Linked DNA regions of Homo sapiens: region 1 is linked to region 2. The links are chromatin loops, found by intact Hi-C in ENCODE. Cell type or tissue: B cell. All regions are shown on one strand.

Region 1 (5,000 bases), 170 kb before region 2:
TGAGTACTTCCCATACCTTTAGTAGCCTTTAAGAAATATCTGTATGAGGCCAGGCCCGGTGGCTCACGCCTGTAATCCTTGCACTTTGGGAGGCTGAGGCAGGTGGATCACCTGAGGTCAGGAGTTCAAGACCAGCCTGGCCAACATGATGAAATCCCGTCTCTACTAAAAATACAAAATAATTAGCCGGGTATAGTGGCAAGCACCTGTAATCCCAGCTACTCAGGAGGCTAAGGCAGGAGAATTGCTTGAACCTGGGAGGTGGAGGTTGCAGTGAGCTGAGATCATGCCACTGCCTGGGCAACAAGAGCAAAACTCCGTCTTAAAAAAAAAAAATCTGTATGAATGTTAAAGTATATCTAATTCTATGGTTTAATATCTGCTTAGATGATTCTTAACTTAAAGGGTCCAGAAGAAAGAATACTGTTAAAAAAATTTTAGGGCCCGTATGGCGGCTCACACTTGCAGTCTCAGCACTTTGGGAGGCTGAGGCAGTTCAAGATCAGCTTGGCAACATGGCAAGACTCACTATTAAAAAAATACATAAAAATAAAAAAATTTTAGAAGACATCTTTCATGCAATGACTGAGTAATCATTGATTAAACACAGGTTTTTGTTTGTTTTTTGATAGTCTCGTTCTGTTGACCAGTGCAGTGGCATAATCTTGGCTCACTGCAGCCTCTGTCTCCCATGTTCAAGCAATTCTTGTGCCTCAACCTCCAGGGTAGCTAGGATTACAGGCACACGCCACCACACACAGCTAATTTTTGTATTTTTACTAGAGATGGGGTTTCACCATGTTGGCCAGGCTGGTATTGAACTCCTGGCCTCAAGTGATCTACCCACCTCAACCTCCAAAAGTGCTGGGATTACAGGCATGAGCCACTCCACCCAGCCAGAGGTGTTTTTTACTAGCCAGCAACACTGGCAACCTATGACATATAGTCATTTGTAATATTTCTAAGTCAGGAATTAAATGCCTTGAGGCTAGGTTGTAAGAGCTAGTCCAGCAGTTCTCAGGTAAGGTCACAAAACTGCCTAGCATATCAGAATCTTAAGCCTTGTTAGAGCATACTACATATGCTCTATATATGCATATGTAGTAGATGGAAGAAATGAAAAGAGACTGTTAAAGTGTTAATACTAAAGAAAAAACACAGTCTAAAAGAGTAATGTGTTTTCTTTAGAAAATAGTAGTTTTTTGAATAAAGAATAAAATGAAGTTGATAGTCCAAGTATCAAATGACAAGAATAGATTTACCATATGCTTTATAGTAATACAATTATTCATCCATTTTTCTTACCCAGGGTAAAAACTGTACATCAAAAAAAAAATAAAATTTAAGAGCAATGCTTAGTATAAACTTAATACATTTCATGGGGGAATGTAGTATTTGCTAATTTGGGGAATAATAGTTCCTGCTGTGTTCCCTAAAATGCGATGCATTTCCTGAACAAGTATAGTTAAAGAGCCAGTTTAGGCTGGGTGCAGTGGATCACTCTGTAATCCCATCACTTTGGGAAGCCAAGATGCTCCCATCTTGAGTGCTTGAGTCCAGGACTTCAAGAACAGCCTGGGCATCACAAGGAGACTTCATCTCTACAAAAAAATGAAAAACCAAGCCAGGCTGGTAGTGTGCACCTGTGGTCCCAGCTACTCGGGAGGCTGAGGCAGGAAGCTCATGTGAATCCAGGAAATCAAGGCTACAGTGAGCCATGATCGCACCTGTGCACTCCAGCCTGGGTGACAGAGCAAGACCCTGTCTCAAAAGAAAAAAAAAAAAAAACAACAACAAAAAAACAGAGCCAGTTTCAAAAAGGTCAAAACCCAGAAAGCTCTAACCTCATAGGGTATCAGATTTTAATTGTGATCAACTGTGTTCCTAAGAAATATCTGTTGTGCCTTGGCTATTGGACAGAAAAACCAATTTGTTTTTTTAGCTGTTGAGTTACTTTTTCAACAGTAACAAGGTATCCGGGGCATATTCCTACATACGTAAAATGCACTTTTTTTTATATCAAGGTTTCAAGGAAAATCAAAGAATGTCTTTTTCTTTTTTTTTTTTTTGACAGTCTCGCTCTGTCACCCAGGCTGGAGTGCAGTGACACCATTTCGGCTCACTGCAACCTCCGCTTCCTGGGGTCAAGTAATTCTCCTGCCTCAGCCTCCTGAGTAGTTGGGACTACAGGCACCTAACACATGCCCGGCTAATTTTTGTATTTTTAGTAGAGAATGGGGTTTCACCATGTTGGCCAGGCTGATCTAGAACTTCTGACCTCAAATGATCTACCCATCTAGGCCTCCCAAAGTGCTGGGGTTACAGATGTGAGCCACTGCGCCCAGCCTCTTTTTTTTTTTTCCAGACAGGGTCTTGCTCTGTCGCCCAGGCTGGAGTGCAGTGGTGTAATCATGGCTTACTGCAGCCTCAACCTTCTAGGCTCAACCTTCCTCCCACCTCAGCCTCCCAAGTAGCTGGGACCACAGGTGTATGCCAACACGCCGAGCTAGTTTTTAAAAATTTTTTTGTAGAGATGCAGTTTTGCCATGTTGCCCAGGCTGGTCTCGAACTCCTGAGCTCAAGCAATCTGTCCACCTCAGCCTCCCAAAGTGCTGGGATTACAGGCATGAGCCACTGTGTCCAGCCAATATTCCTATTAAACTAGTTACATGATAATGAGATTTTTCTTTCTGTGAGTTTTGCTAATAAAAACTCACATTACTGGCCAGGCGCAATGGCTCACGCCTGTAATCCCAGCACTTTGGGAGGCCGAGGCGGGCAGATCACTTGAGCTAAGGAGTTCGAGCCCAGCCTGGCCAACATGGTGAAGTCTCATCTCTACTAAGAATATAAAAATTAGCCAGCATGGTGGTGTGCGCCTGTAGTCCCAGCTACTTGAGAGGCTGAGGCAGAAGAATGGCATGAACCCGGGAGGCAGAGCTTGCAGTGAGCCAAGATCAAGACACTGCACTCCAGCCTGGGCAATAGAGTGAGACTCTGTCTCAGAAATTAATAATTAAAAAAAAAAAAACTCACATTACTATAAGCTACTATTATGAATACATTAATTGCCAATGCAAAAGGAAATCAGCTGGATTAGGCAGACTCCTTTCATTTACGTGGTATTTCCTGTAATACAGCCACTGATTTACGGCAAATACAGCCAAATTCTTGAAAATTATCTCTTTAATACGAAAACTTAACTAAAATTTACTTTACACACAAAAAAGGTAAAAAAAAATCCCAGATTCCTAAAAATAAAGCAAGAAATTTGATGTAAAACTCAGTAACCCTCTAGCAATCAGTATGTGAAAACATATACATTAAAAAAAATAAATTATATAGAATTTGTTATATTTTATTTAAAATATACATAAATATAATTATACTGTATTTATGTGAAATGTATTAGCAAAAAGGTTTACATGAGTAACAAATTTTTGAAAGTTAACTCAAAGTTAATATACTTGGATACCTCTCATGCTAACAATACTTACCTAACAGAACAGGTAAATTTGCTCTAAAGTTTATTCTGTTATAAATTCAGTTGCTCATAAGTGAGGTTTTAAAAATAACAGGTTTTTTTCTTAAGGGATTCAAGTGTATATTATTTCCCCTTTATCTGTTAATTTATAATAGACTAGCATAGCAAATAAAATTTGCAACACATGAAATTATAGTGTATGAAACTCAAGATGGGTCAAAATTATCTGAAGTGAACAATGTTAAATTCAGTCTTCAGAGAAGAGAAATTCTGCTGAACTCAGTGGAGGGCCTTTTAAGTCAAAAACTATTCCAATAATTTTGTGTCATCACTACTCAACTTAAAACTTATGAGAATTCTTGAAATAGTAAAATTTTGTCTTTTTTTTTTTTTTTAAGACAGGGTCCCACTCTGTCACCCAAGCTAAAGTGCAGTGGCGCGATCTTGGCTCACTGTATCCTTGACCTCCCAGGCTCAAGCAATCCTCTCAAATCAGCCTCCCAAGTAGCTGGGACCACAGGCATGCACCACCATACCCAGTTAATTTTTTTATTTTTGGTAGAGACAAGTTCTTGCTATGTTGCCCAGGCTAGTCTTGAACTCCTGGGCTCCAGCAATCTTCCCATCTCGGACTCCTAAAGTGCTGGGATTACAGGTGTGAGCCACCACACCTTGCCCAAAATAATAAAATTTTAAGTGGTTATAAAGACATATTATTCAAGTGAAAATAGATGTAATCATTATCTTACACATAATTCTAAAAACTTTTCTTTAAAACAACTTTAAAACACTATTAGAAGATTCCTAACAAAAGTACTCAATTAAAATACAGGTTAAGCCATGCACAGTAGCTCACTGCTGTAATCCTAGCTACTCAGAAGGCTGAGGCAGGATGATCACTTGAGCCCAGGATTTCTAGACCAGCCTAGGCAAGATAGGGAGACCCGTCTCTAAAAAAAAGATTAAAAAATTAGCCAGCTGGGTGCAGTGGCTCACACCTGTAATCCCAGCACTTTGGGAGGCCGAGCCAGGTGGATCTCTTGAGCTCCTAAGAGTTTGAGACCAGGCTGGACAACAAAGTGAGACCCTGTCACTACAAAAAATACAAAAAGCCAGGCATGGAGGCGTGCACCTGTGGTCCCAGCTACTTGGGAGGCTGAGGTGGGAGGATGGCTTGAGTCTGAGAGGCAGAGGTTGCAGTGAGCCAAGATCACGCCACTGCACTCTAGCCTGGGTAAGCCACACCCTGTCTCAAAAAAAAATTAGCTGGCATAGTGGCGCATGCCTGCAGTCGCAGCTATTTGGGAGGCTGAGGCAAGAGGATCACTTGAGCCCAGGAGTTCAAGGCTGCAGTGAGCCATGATCACGCACAATGCACTTTAGCCTGGGCAACAGAGTAAGATTCTCTTAAAAAATATATGTATACACAGACATACACATACACACACATATGCATATAGGTTAATAGTATTTATTCACAACTGAAAAGCCAATTACAAAATCTCAAAAATCTAAC
Region 2 (5,000 bases):
CATATTTATGTCCAAAGCAACCTACAGGAAGATTACGGAGGGTAAATGTGACAACAATGGGGAATTAAGAATAACTGTATGATCAAGCTCCCAAGTTTAAAAACCTATAACGTCATTATTAGATCATATCCTACATCTGTTATCATGAAATTGTATCGCACTGGAAGTTATAAAAATACGTAAGGTTAGAGATTAAGAATTTGTTGCACTGTACTATAAGTTGACCTATACAATTATTTCTTGACCACATTCATGGACCAAAGACTACAAAACAGGATTGTCAGAGCTCAAAATCTTTTTCTTCATCTTCTGCCCCCCAATCCTGAAAGAGATTGAATACACTATTAACTAATCAAGGATTCAAGATATATGACACCAATTCCTATAGAGATCTCAACAAAAGATTCTGATCTTCAGGAAGATGGAGATGAGTTATTTTTAGTAATACTGAATTAGTACTCATAAGTAGTATCAATTATAACATATAATTATCAGTTTGGAATGAAATGATAGGTACTAAAAGTTTTGAGTCTAGATGGAATAAAAGTGCAGTTAACTGAATAAAGGGTGAAGATGTAACATTTGAAAATGTTGATTTATTTTACATTATACATTTTACATTATAAACCCTTTAGACAGGGGGTACACACAGTATACACAAAACAGTAACCACAAACAAAAACAAAATAATACTTTTTAGAGGGTATATAATGGCAAAATTTTTTACTACTGAGAATTATAACTGTTTAAGCTTTTCCTCTCTGTCCATCCATTCCCAAGTGACATCATTTGTTGAAGCAGTCCATTTATCACAATCACCTAAGGAGTTTAAAAACTTTCAGTGCCCACCACCATAGTATGCATACCATACTAATCAGGATCTTCAGTATCTTAAAAATTTGCCTGGATAATTCCAATGTGCAAGTCAGGGGTGGAACAATCCTCAGGTGAATTAATCAACTCATTCTTTGCAATTAGATGAAAATCTATTTAAAAGCAACCACAAACGCAGGCCAGGAGCAGTAGCTTACACCTGTAATCCCAGGACTTTGGGAGGCTGACGGGGGCAGATCACCTGAGGTCAGGAGTTCAAGAACAGCCTGGCCAACATGGCGAAAGCCCATCTCTACTAAAAATATAAAAATTAGCCAGGCATGGTGGCGTGTGCTGTAGTCCCAGCTACTCGGGAGGCCGAGGCAGGAGAATCACTTGAACCTGGGAGGCGGAGGTTGCAGTGAGCCGAGATGGTGCCACTGCACTCCAGCCTGGTTGACAGAGCAAAACTCTGTCTCAAAACAAAACAAAACAAAAAATAAAGTAACCACACACAGGCTGGGCATAGTGGCTCATGCCTATAATCTCAGCACTTTGGGAGGCCGAGGAGGGCGGATCACCTGAGGTCAGGAGATTGAGACCAGCTTGGCCAACATTATGAAACCCCATCTCCACTAAAAGATGCAAAAATTAGCCAGGCATGGGGGTGCATGCCTGTAATCCCAGCTACTTGGGAGGCTGAGGCAGGAGAATCACTTGAAACCCAGGAGGCGGATGTTGCAGTGAGCCACCGCACTCCAGCCTGGGCTGTCTCAAAGAAAAAAAAAGTAACCACAAACAATACATGATTGAGATCAATATTATTTCTTTTCTGTATAAAATATCTTGACTTTCCAACCGGTAAACATTTTTACGTTAGAACCCTACAGTCAGAATAGAGAGAATCAACTAATTTAAAAGACAATTACATATGCATTAATAAATTGTGCATTAATTTATATTACGTAAGTATTATTTCCAACCTTAGGACAACCACATGTTACACAACTGTTTAAACATAAGGCTAACCACAATAACAACAAAATGGCTTGAAATATTCGGTTGCTGTTTAAATTTAGATACTTTAATTAAGACCTTTCTTCTCTAGAACTCAAATGTAAGGCCAAAAAGCAAACAGCCTGATATTTTACATAAATATCATATCTGGCATAACAGGAAATTAGAAACTTAACTTCCCTATTCATGTAGTTTCTATCTTCTGGTTCTGTAACGACACCTACTGGAGACTGTGGATAACTGCTTATAACCCACTTTCTGTATCTGGGATCTTGCCAGGCCACTTCTTTATAAATATATTTTTGAGACAGTGTCTTGCTCTGTTGCTAAGGCTGGAGTGCAGTGGCGAGATCTTGGCTCACTGCAACCTCTAACTCCCAGTATCAAGCGAACCTCCCACCTCAGCCTCCTCAGTAGCTGGGACTACAGTTGCACACCACCATGCACAGCTAATTTTTTTATTTTTGTAGAGAAGGAGTTTTGCATGTTGCCTAGGCTGCTCTTGAACTGTTGGGCTCAAGCAATTTGCCTGCCTTGGCCTCCCAAAGTGCTTGGTTACAGGTGTAAACTACTGTGCCTGGTCACCTACTATTTTTTTTCCAAAATAGTTAGAATCCTGTTTGTTCCAAATTTGTTAGAATCCAAACAGAATGATAGGGTTTGCTTTTATCTGTTCTCAATGTTTTTATCAAAACAAACAAAATCTCCCCTTCCTTGAATATTCATTATTATTATTATAACTTAGGTGGGGATACAAAAACTATGAGCACATTAAAAAATTCATTAAACTTAGTAAGAAAGGATCTTCCTGAAACTGCAATTGGGCAATAAATCCGAAAAGAAAACTTCTCTAGAATAGTAAAATCACTTTTTTAAGAGGAAAGGCTGTAAAAAGTATATTTTCTTTTTTGCTTTTCCACCTTAGACCCATCAAAGATAGTGGAACCATTTAAGAACAGGCTTAATTTAAATCCTTTGCTTAAAAGGCCAGCCCTGTTTCATCCACAGTAGTTATTGGTATATTAATCCAAATTAATTATTCTAAAGTAATTATATGCTCTATAAAAAGGCAGTTACAGACTAGTTCAAATTTCATCCTCTCCATGAATCTTTCTTTGAATATTCCAAACCACTGTAATTTTCCTCTTCATTCATTAACAATTCAGTCATATATTCTCTTATCACCATAACCTTATAGTTACAGTATTACAGGAAATGCTACAAATACATTTGGAAAAAACACTATCTTTTGAAACTGAAGCTAGTAAAAATCAATATAAATTTCATTCACTTTTCTATGCAATGAAAGCACATCATCCCAAGACCTGTTTCAGAGAGGTGTTGGTGATGAAATTAAAATATTTTTCTAAGTCTTCACCAAAGAGATAAAGGTAAATTGTCTAACTGGTATCCTCTGGAAGATATAACTGGATAAGAAGATATAATAAAAGCTATGATCTAGTCAAATGCATGGTTGTTGGTCGAGAGAGAGGAAATGAATGAATGAATCAGTGCGGATGACAGTGATTTGTAAACTATTATTAGCCACAATAGCCTATGAGAGAGATTCACTTCCCATTTCGTTTTTCAGATAGTAACAAGAATTTCCTGGATAGTGGATTTTGATGCCTGAGAAATGTATATGTCCAGTTACTAATTAAGAAACTATCATTCTCAATGAGAAATCATTATCACCCTTTGGTTTTTCAAAACCAAAGTCCATTTTTTGGGGAGGACATCTTGTATTTATTAATTTTTCACATACAATAGCATAAGATGGAAATCCCTACATAGTATGAGGTATACAACATGATGTTTTTAACGAGGCTTTGCTCATATATACATTGTGAAATAGATTACCACAATCAAGTTAATTAAATATCTATTATCTTTGTGTGTGTATGTGTGTGTGTTCTAAAGCAGGGGGGCCCCAACCAGTGGGCCACGGACTGGTACTGGTCCACGGCCTGTTAGGAATTGGGCCGCACAGCAGGAGGTGAGTGGCGGGCAAGCGAGCATTATCATCTGAGCCAAACTCTTGTCAGATCAGCAGTGGCATTAGATTCTCACAGGAGTGTGAACCCTATTGTCAACTGTGCATGTGAGGGATCTAGGTTGTGCACCCCTCACAATGCCTGATGATCTGAGGTGGAATAGTTTTATCCCAAAACCTCCTCCTATCCCTACGCCATGGACGAACTGTCTTTCGCCATACTGGTCCCTGGTGCCTAAAAGGTTGGGGACCACTGGTCTAAAGTTCATTTTAAGTGAACTGATAAAAACCATTTAAAATCCCTCCAACTGAAGACAAATCCCTGGACCTTTAATGGTTCCAAAAAATTTCCAAGGTAAGAAAGCCTATGAGACCTAGTCTAAGAAAAAACCTAGTATGTGTCTTTGTAATGACTGCTCATAAATCAGTATCTTATGTCATTATTTTTCATTTGTATTTTCAGCTAGATGATAAGCTGTGAGCAAAGTATTGTATCCACAACAGTTCTAGTGGTTTTAGGCATTTAATCATTTCTTATTAAGTATTAGCCAAGTGAATAATTAAACAAAAACTTATATTTCACCTTCACCTGTTATTTATAAGAAATCATTTACGCTAATGAGATCTCTGGCAACATTCTTCTTACCCACCAGTTCTCTATTATCCATTCACTGAACCATTGAAGATATTTACCTTTGAGTTTCTCCCACATGAGCGCATACAACCCCAAAGAGCTTGGATGCAGAACTAATAACTGATAGTGCTGGAGGTAAGGGCTTAGGCACTGAATCTCCCTCTACATCTTTCTCATAAATCGAATAAGGGTCATATTCAAGACTTCCGCAAGCAACACCATTACCAAGCAGGAGCTAAAAGGGAAAAAAAGTATATAAGGTTTTAAAATCACTGATCACAGATTGAATCTAATCAAGAGTAAAAAATGGCCATACCTGTTCTTCAATAAATCTATGGTCAGTCTCTTGTAGGAAAGGACTTAGTATCAAAAGATCATCCTGATGACAGAGGGGTGGAAGTAAAAATGTAGATGCTGCCACCTGAATATCAGGGGCAGTCAAGTCAGCAGCCAGCTCTCTGAGGATAGCACAGAGGTTTCCTGTTGAGTCACAGAAAAAGAGCAATTAGTACTATTAATTATCTGGTGAGAGTATGGGATTTA

Evidence for each region. A loop is a pair of places that touch in the nucleus more often than their neighbours do. Peaks named below come from ENCODE experiments on the same cell type or tissue, not always from the same donor. Only the 100,000 strongest peaks of a DNase experiment are listed, where the experiment ranks them.
Region 1: a loop joins it to region 2, with 5 times the contacts of the local background. A loop is called at or near these places in 6 of 110 quality-filtered maps.

The regions. Positions count from the first base shown.
Region 1 is chr14:31,179,847-31,184,846 of GRCh38, forward strand. The region is part of intron 2 of HECTD1 (HECT domain E3 ubiquitin protein ligase 1); the gene reads right to left. Among named protein-coding and RNA genes, the nearest start is that of HECTD1, 25 kb to the right of the region's middle. In B cell, no CTCF peak of the experiment used is centred here; no DNase peak of the experiment used is centred here; H3K27ac peaks cover 730 bases.
Region 2 is chr14:31,354,121-31,359,120 of GRCh38, forward strand. It overlaps HEATR5A (HEAT repeat containing 5A), which reads right to left. Exons shown (of 36, transcript NM_015473.4): 15 at 4,774-4,937; 16 at 4,517-4,692. Among named protein-coding and RNA genes, the nearest start is that of HEATR5A, 64 kb to the right of the region's middle. In B cell, CTCF peaks have their summits at 2,042 (motif pointing left) and 2,242; a DNase peak (open chromatin) is centred at 2,041; H3K4me3 peaks cover 516 bases; H3K27ac peaks cover 727 bases.